2 separate regions of the Homo sapiens genome follow, and region 1 is linked to region 2. The links are chromatin contacts, found by Hi-C or POLR2A ChIA-PET in ENCODE. All regions are on one chromosome and are shown on one strand. Each heading gives the region's core, a stretch centred on a gene start or an enhancer-like site at or near the end of the contact. The rest is flanking DNA. Distances are from core to core; before and after follow the strand shown.

Region 1 (3,307 bases), core at 435-2,934, 590 kb after region 2:
GCTTTCCTAGGATGGCTGTGCTCCCTGAGGACCCAGCTGCAGAATTCCACCTGATCCTCATCTCACTCTCTCCTTTGCTGAGTCTGGGGCTTGTCTTTGCTACCATTCCTGTTAGTGCTAAGTGGGGCCTTGAGGTCATGTAACTTCCATCTATGCATTTTCTTATTTTATAGTATTTTCAACCCCTCTTCTCCACCAGTATATTCCAAAATCTGTCAATCACCAACCTCCATACCATTTATTCATTCAATAAATATTTACTGGCCGGTGCAGTGGCTCACACCTGTAATCTCAGCACTTTGGGAGGCTGAGGCAGGTGGATCACTTGAGGTCAGGAGTTCGAGACCAGCCTGGCCAACATGGTGGAATGGTGGAACTCCCATCTCTACTAAAAATACAAAAAATTAGCTGGCATGCGCCTGTAATCCCAGCTACACAGGAAACTGAGGTGGGAGAATCACTTGAACCCGGGAGGCGGAGGTTGCAGTGAGCCGAGATCGCACCACTACACTCCAGCCTGGGCAACAGAGTGAGACCCTGTCTCAAAAATTAATTAATTAATTAAACAAACAGAATAAAAAAAATCTATTGAATACCTACTATGCCAGGCATTGTTTTAGACACTGGGGATACTGTGATGAGCAAGAAAACATCCCAGACCTCTGGAGTTTGCTTTGTAGTGGGGAGATGATCAATAAACAATAAATATTTAATATAATGTCAGATAATGATAAGTACTATGAATGAAAACATTAAAGCAGGGTAAAGGAGAATAGGGATGCTGATTTAGATTGAGTGGCCAAGGAAGGCTTCTCTAAAGTGATGACACTTGAGCAAAGACACAAATGAGAGTCAATATTTGGAGGAAGAACATTCCAGGTATGGGGAATAGCAAATTTAGAGACCCTGAGGCAGAAATATGCTTAATGCATTGGAGGAAAACATGCCATTTATTCATTAGGCAATTATTGTGTGCCAAGCACCTGCTAGGGAGTATGAAGATGCAATCAAACATAGTTTTTGCCCTGAAGAAGCAGCAGGGCAAAAGTGGTATAACATGTAAATAAATAATTACACTGCACGGGACAGCTACAGTAAAGCTATGTACAAGTTGCTAGTGATGCCCAGCAAAAGGAGCACTAAAGGGAAATCTTTCTGGGGGAGGTGACATTTTAGCTGATGGTTTGAAGGAATAGGAGGAATTGATGATGCAAAGGAGGAGGAGAGAGATTAGACATCTTAAGGCCCGATGTCCTGAAAACAAAGGACAATTTGGGAACCTGAAGTTCCCAGGAGAGGCAAAAAATGAGGCTGATGAAGGTGGAAGAGCCTGGATCATGCGGATCTTTGAATGCCAAACTGAAAAGCTGGTTTTATTCTCTGGATGACGGGGAACCAGTAGCACGATTCTCTCTCCCACTGTATCTTTGAGATGTGTTCCCCTATTCTTTTTTTTTTTTTTTTTCTTTCAGTACTGGATTCTTTCCCCGCTTCCCGCTATTGCCCTGCTCCTGACACCTCCTTCCTTCTGTGGCCAGTCCTCCAATCCCTGCTTTCAGGAGAGCCCCATTTTTCACCATCACCTACCTAGTGTCCCACCTCCCCAACCCGAGGCCCCGCCCCCATGGCCCCGCCTCAGATGACGCGACACGCCAAGTGCGTGGGGATTCCCGCGGCCCTGGCCACTACCCGGCCTGCCCCGCGGCAAGATGGCGGCCTGAACGCAGCTGGCAGCGGCGGAAAGTTTGTTGTGGGGTTGGAGTAGTCGGGCGGGGAAGCCAGAGTTGGGGAGGATTGCGGGGGCCCTAGCCTGTAGTAGGGGCGAAGGGGGTACTGGCTCCAGGGTTGAAAAGAGGAGATGGAATGGAGTAAGGTCCGAGGCGGAGAGGAAAAAAAGGAGCTGGGGCGGACCGGGGCCCTAGGGTCCAGTGGCAGCCCTAGGGGAGGGGGATTTGGGGGCGGGGCAGCCAGAAGTAGGTGTTGTGCAGGCCCTGGAGAAGCAGAGTCACAAGTTGGAGGAAAATTTCTTAGCCGCGAATAAAGAAGCCTGGAGCGTGGGATAGAGGCCCGACTGTATCTGGCCGGCCAGAGGGGAAAGGGATCTTTCTAGTAGAGTGGGATAGTGAGGAAGAGAGATCTGGAGGATGCCGGGCAGATCTGCTAAGGAGGGAACTAAAGCCAGTCAAATGACCCTCTTCTAGGCTTAGATCAGCCTTTCCACAGCTGTTAGCAGCATCTGCCCCAATTTCAGCTGAAGATTCAGGTGCCCCAGGGACTGGAAGAAATTACAGTGCCTACTTGGAAAGAAGAAGAGATAGCGACTTGCCCCAGTCCAACCCCAGAGCGGGTAAGGTGGCTTCCAGTGACAGGTTTCTGGCTGGCATGCTCCCTGGGAGGAGGATGCATGGGCTTAGAGTGATGCCAAGAAACATTTGGTCTGAAAAGGGCTCACTTTTATAGAGTTTGTCCTTTGTCTGAGGTCCTTAAGTTAGTGTTTGGCGTAGATTGCAGGCTGACTTTTGAGAGTTGGTGTAGAATTAAGCCTTGTGTGCCTTCACCTATGCAAGTAAACCTGGACAGAGGCCTAGAGACCAGGCCGAAGGATGTTAACACATCCCTGTCACAAGCAGTTTCCTACATGCTCATTGTTTCTGCTTCAATATCCCCATCACTTCTTCACTTTGGCGTCCTGCCTGGAAGTGGAGATTTGTGGGTGACAGATGGTGGGGAGTCACGAGAAAACAAATTCTGATCGTGTTCACTGACCATTTAGGTACCTGCTGTCACTGACTCCTGAATTCATTCTCGCTGTGTGTCTACTTTTGCTTTTTTGGTAAGAAGGGCTCATTAGTGTTCCTCTGGGGATGTGGATTTTGGTGGGGGTATCAGAGGTGAGGGAAAGGCAGGTTGGGATTAGAGAGAAAAAATGTAGATCAGTTTCTGGTAAGAGATCAAGTGGACTGATGTAAAGCTCTGGGAATGTTTAGCACCGCACTGCCTATCCTTGAGACCCCTAATATTTGAGAGCTACTTTACAGTTGGACAAGTGTGGTGATGCAAAGAAAGGATCATGGAACTTGCTCTTTTCTTTTCTGGTAGTTTTTTTCTCTCCTTTGTAATCTTCCCATCAAACCACTTTTGAAAAATATCAGTCTCAGTAGCCAAACTAAGCATGGCCTGAGAGGTAGTGGATTTGGTGTTGGAGAGAAAGGAAAGGGACTGGAGCCAGAGAACACAGTGAATGTGGCCTTCACTTCCTTTGGTGAGTGTTTTGCCCTAGCCAGAGTTGGGAGTAGCCTTCTTATTG
Region 2 (3,526 bases), core at 473-2,972:
CCTCAAGCATAGCTGGTAAATCAAGTTAGAGATGTAACTGCCTTAAAACATGCCAGCTTAGGCTGGGCACGGTGGCTCACACCTGTAATCTCAACACTTCAGGAGGCTGAGGCAGGCAGATCACTTGAGGTCAGGAGTTCGAGACCAGCCTGACCAACATGGAGAAATTCTGTCCCTACTGAAAATACAAAATTAGCCGGATGTGGTGGTGCATGCCTGTAATCCCAGCTACTTGGGAGGCTGAGGCAAGAGAATTGCTTGAACCCAGGGAGGCAGAGGTTGCAGTGAGCCGAGATCACACCATTGCACTCCACCTTGGGCAACAAAAGCAAAACTCTGTCTCAAAAAAAAAAAAAAAAAAAGTGCCAGCGTATGAGGTAATTAGATTGGTTCTCTCCAGAGGTAACCTGCCAAGAAGAGATGCTATAGATGTTACTCCTATACTGTAAAACATTGTGAAATCAGATTACTTTAAAATGATGTATTACAAAGTTATGCAAAAAAGCAGTTGTGACTATGGAAGCCCAAGGCTTATATCCCAGCTCTGTCTTACACTAAATATGGGTACAGTGTTTCCACTCTGTCCATAAAATGGGAGCTAATATTCTCCAACCTGTGTGCCTGACATGATGGTTAAAGGGATTAAACAAAACAATAGTTTGTAATTTATTCTGTCAGAGCAAACTGCTGGTAAATAAAAGGGACTAAGTTGACGAAAAATAAATTTTAAAAAACCTAATAAAACAAGTTTGTAATTTATAATTGTATACAAATAAAAGATGTTACAAAAATTGCGCACTTATATGTATGTACCATGACATAACTAATTCGTTGAACAAGTTGTGAGACAATCCTTTCTGAGAAAAGGTAGACCTGTTACATCGTCTGTGGGTTAGGGTCATGTCAGCACGTACCAGGTACATTCTAGCTTTTGTAGAGAAAGTAAAATCTAGTGTTGAGTATGTAGGCACTGAGCCAGGTGGCCTGCTTAACATAAAAGGACTGATTTCAGGGTGGCTGTGGGAGCCTTTCTAATGCTCTAATTCTCTAGCCCCTTGCCTGATCCAGCTGATTCCAAGAGCCAAGATTTTAGTCTTTCTTGGTTGGCTTTTTTAAATGCTTTGGGCTTTCCTTTAATGTATCTTCAAAATCATTCTGGGGCCAAGTTACATCATAAAACATTTTATTACATATAAGGACTGAAACAGGATTTTTCTTAACTGTAACATGGTCCACAAATGTAAATGCAAAACCCCCATGGTGGTTGCAGGAGCAAGTCTAGTTGAGACAGGTCAGGACGAAAGCATAAAAGATGAGTAACTGAATGGCATCCCGGGTCCTGTAGCCACGCCCTCCAGATCGCCGCCGCAAAGGACCTGGAACCTCAGGGGCCCACTGTATGCCATGAAGAAGGCGCAGTCGCTGCCTCAACCAAGCCAGGCTCCGCCGGGGCCGTTCCTATCCTGAGGGTCGGAGGGGGAAGGGACTCAGCCAAAGCCGCGGCCTCCCAGGGCTTGGGCCTCCGCGGCAGCCGGGACGCTGTGGGTTCGCCGTGGATCGCCGCGATGTGGCGTTTCTCCAGGCCCGGGAGTTCCTGGCCCTGCTGGACCAGCTGCAGGAGCTGCGCCAGGGTAACCGAAGCTGAGGCAGAGGCCGGGGCCGAGCATTGGGGACTGCGGGGACGCTCCATGTCGGGTCGCGAATCCTGACCGGCGTGTAATGCAGAGAAGCGAGCACTTCCGGGCCGAATGGGTGCAACCACCATGGGGGAGGTGGGGAAAGGAAAGGGAGGCTGTAGACCGTACCAAGCCGGCCCAGAACTGGGGGAGCACTTGACAACTCTGACCAGCTCCCTGCAGAAACGCTTTAGAAGCGTCCACGATTTAGCCAAACCCAGAGTGCCCAACGGACGCGCCAAAGAAGAAAAACGGACGGACGTGCCAAAACTTGAAGGCTAGCACAGGACAGAACAAGCCTGCGGACGCGCCGCTGCGGGCAAAAAGACCCATACATACATAAGCACCGCGCACATGCCCATTTTCATGCACACCCCCGGGCGCGCGTACAAGGATTCAGATACAACGCATGGCGGGGGATAATCCCCATACTAGGCTCCGCAGCACGGGACAAAGCATAACTGTAGAGTTGTTCCCAGAGGCCTCAGGAGTGACACCGCCACCAAGCCACGCTACTCTCTTAGTTGTTATTATTGTTTTGTGTTGTTTTAGACGGAGTCTCACTCTGTTGCCCAGGCCGGAGTGCAGCGATGCGATCTCAGCGCACTGCAACCTCCGCCTCCTGGTTCAAGCGATCCACAGGGTCCCTAGTGCCTCAGCCTCCCTAGTAGCTGGTGTATGCCACCAAGCCCAGCTAATTTTTGTATTTTTAGTAGAAACAGGGTTTCACCATGTTGGCTAGGCTAGTCTCGAACTCCTGACCTTAAGTGATGCACCCGCCTCAGCTTTCCAAAGTGCGGGGATTACAGGTGTGAGCCACCGCACCCAGCCAGAGCCTCACCACTTTCTTCACACTTCCTGCCATCCTTCAATTCTTGGTGGTCCCAGAGAAGATCGAAGGTGAAAGCAGGTCAGATGTGCTACAGCTGCTCTGACTGCTCGGAAAGTCAGGTTTTTAAATTATCAAAAGTGGCCGGGCACGGTGGCTCACACTTGTAATCCCAGCACTTTGGGAGGTGGAGGCAGGTGGATCTCAAGGTCAGGAGTTTGAGACCAGCCTGACCAACATGGGGCAACCCCCGTCTCTACTAAAAATACAAAAATTAGCTGGGTGTGGTGGCATGCACCTGTAATCCCAGCTACTCAGGAGGCTGAGGCAGGAGAATCGCTTGAACCTGGGAGGCAGAAGTTGCAGTGAGCTGAGATTGCAGCACTGCACTCTACCCTCGGTGACACAGCAAAACTCTGTCTCAAAAAAAAAAAAAAAAAGTATCAAAAGCTAGACTGATCTGGTGAACATCACCTTAATCAAAGAATCAAAGCTTAATGGCCAGGCGTGGTGGCTCACACCTGTAATCCCAGCACTTTGGGAGGCTGAGGTGGGCAGGTCACCTGAGATCAGGAGTTTGAGACCAGCCTGGCCAACATGGCGAAACCCCATCTCTACTAAAAATACAAAAAAATTAGCCAGGCATAGTGGTGCGCACCTGTAATCCCACCTACTTGGGAGGCTGAGGCAGAAGAATTGCTTGAACCTAGGAGGCAGGGAGGTTGCAGTGAGATGAGATCACACCACTGCACTCCAGCCTGGGCAACAGAGTGAGACTCAGTCTCAAAAAAAAAAAAAAAAAAAAAGCTTAATAGGACAAACTGGCCTTGTGTGCCTTCTGATGTGATGCACTGGGAAGGACACACACACGGGGAGTACATTTCTGTAGTAGTCCTCCCCAAAATGCCCAAAAAATGTTCACTCACCACCTAGTCTTGAGGAAATAGAGATCAAAGTGAGAGAGATTCTGCAAAATGATTGGTCTGGACACTTTACAGATGTCGTTGTTATAAAACATTAA

What was found. A loop is a pair of places that touch in the nucleus more often than their neighbours do. ChIA-PET counts read pairs that join two places held with the same protein, here RNA polymerase II (POLR2A). Pooled maps may share reads with other maps.
Region 1: a loop to region 2 is called in a pooled map, with 13 times the contacts of the local background. The contact joins the promoter of TJAP1 here to the promoter of PEX39 in region 2. A Hi-C loop is called at or near these places in 7 of 50 pooled maps. POLR2A ChIA-PET finds 5 or more read pairs at or near these places in 2 of 52 experiments (Panc1 and activated T-cell).

Annotation. Positions count from the first base shown.
Region 1 is chr6:43,475,886-43,479,192 of GRCh38, forward strand. TJAP1 (tight junction associated protein 1) reads left to right here and starts at 1,685. Exons shown (of 11, transcript NM_001350562.2): 1 at 1,685-1,743; 2 at 2,202-2,347. RefSeq lists an enhancer at 2,035-2,828.
Region 2 is chr6:42,889,099-42,892,624 of GRCh38, forward strand. It overlaps PEX39 (peroxisomal biogenesis factor 39), which reads right to left and starts at 1,723. Exons shown (of 1, transcript NM_001008739.2): 1 at 1,167-1,723. The coding sequence starts at 1,690. The coding sequence ends at 1,385. RPL7L1 (ribosomal protein L7 like 1) reads left to right here. Exons shown (of 6, transcript NM_001366481.3): 6 at 1-802. RefSeq lists enhancers at 1,215-2,064, 2,125-2,174.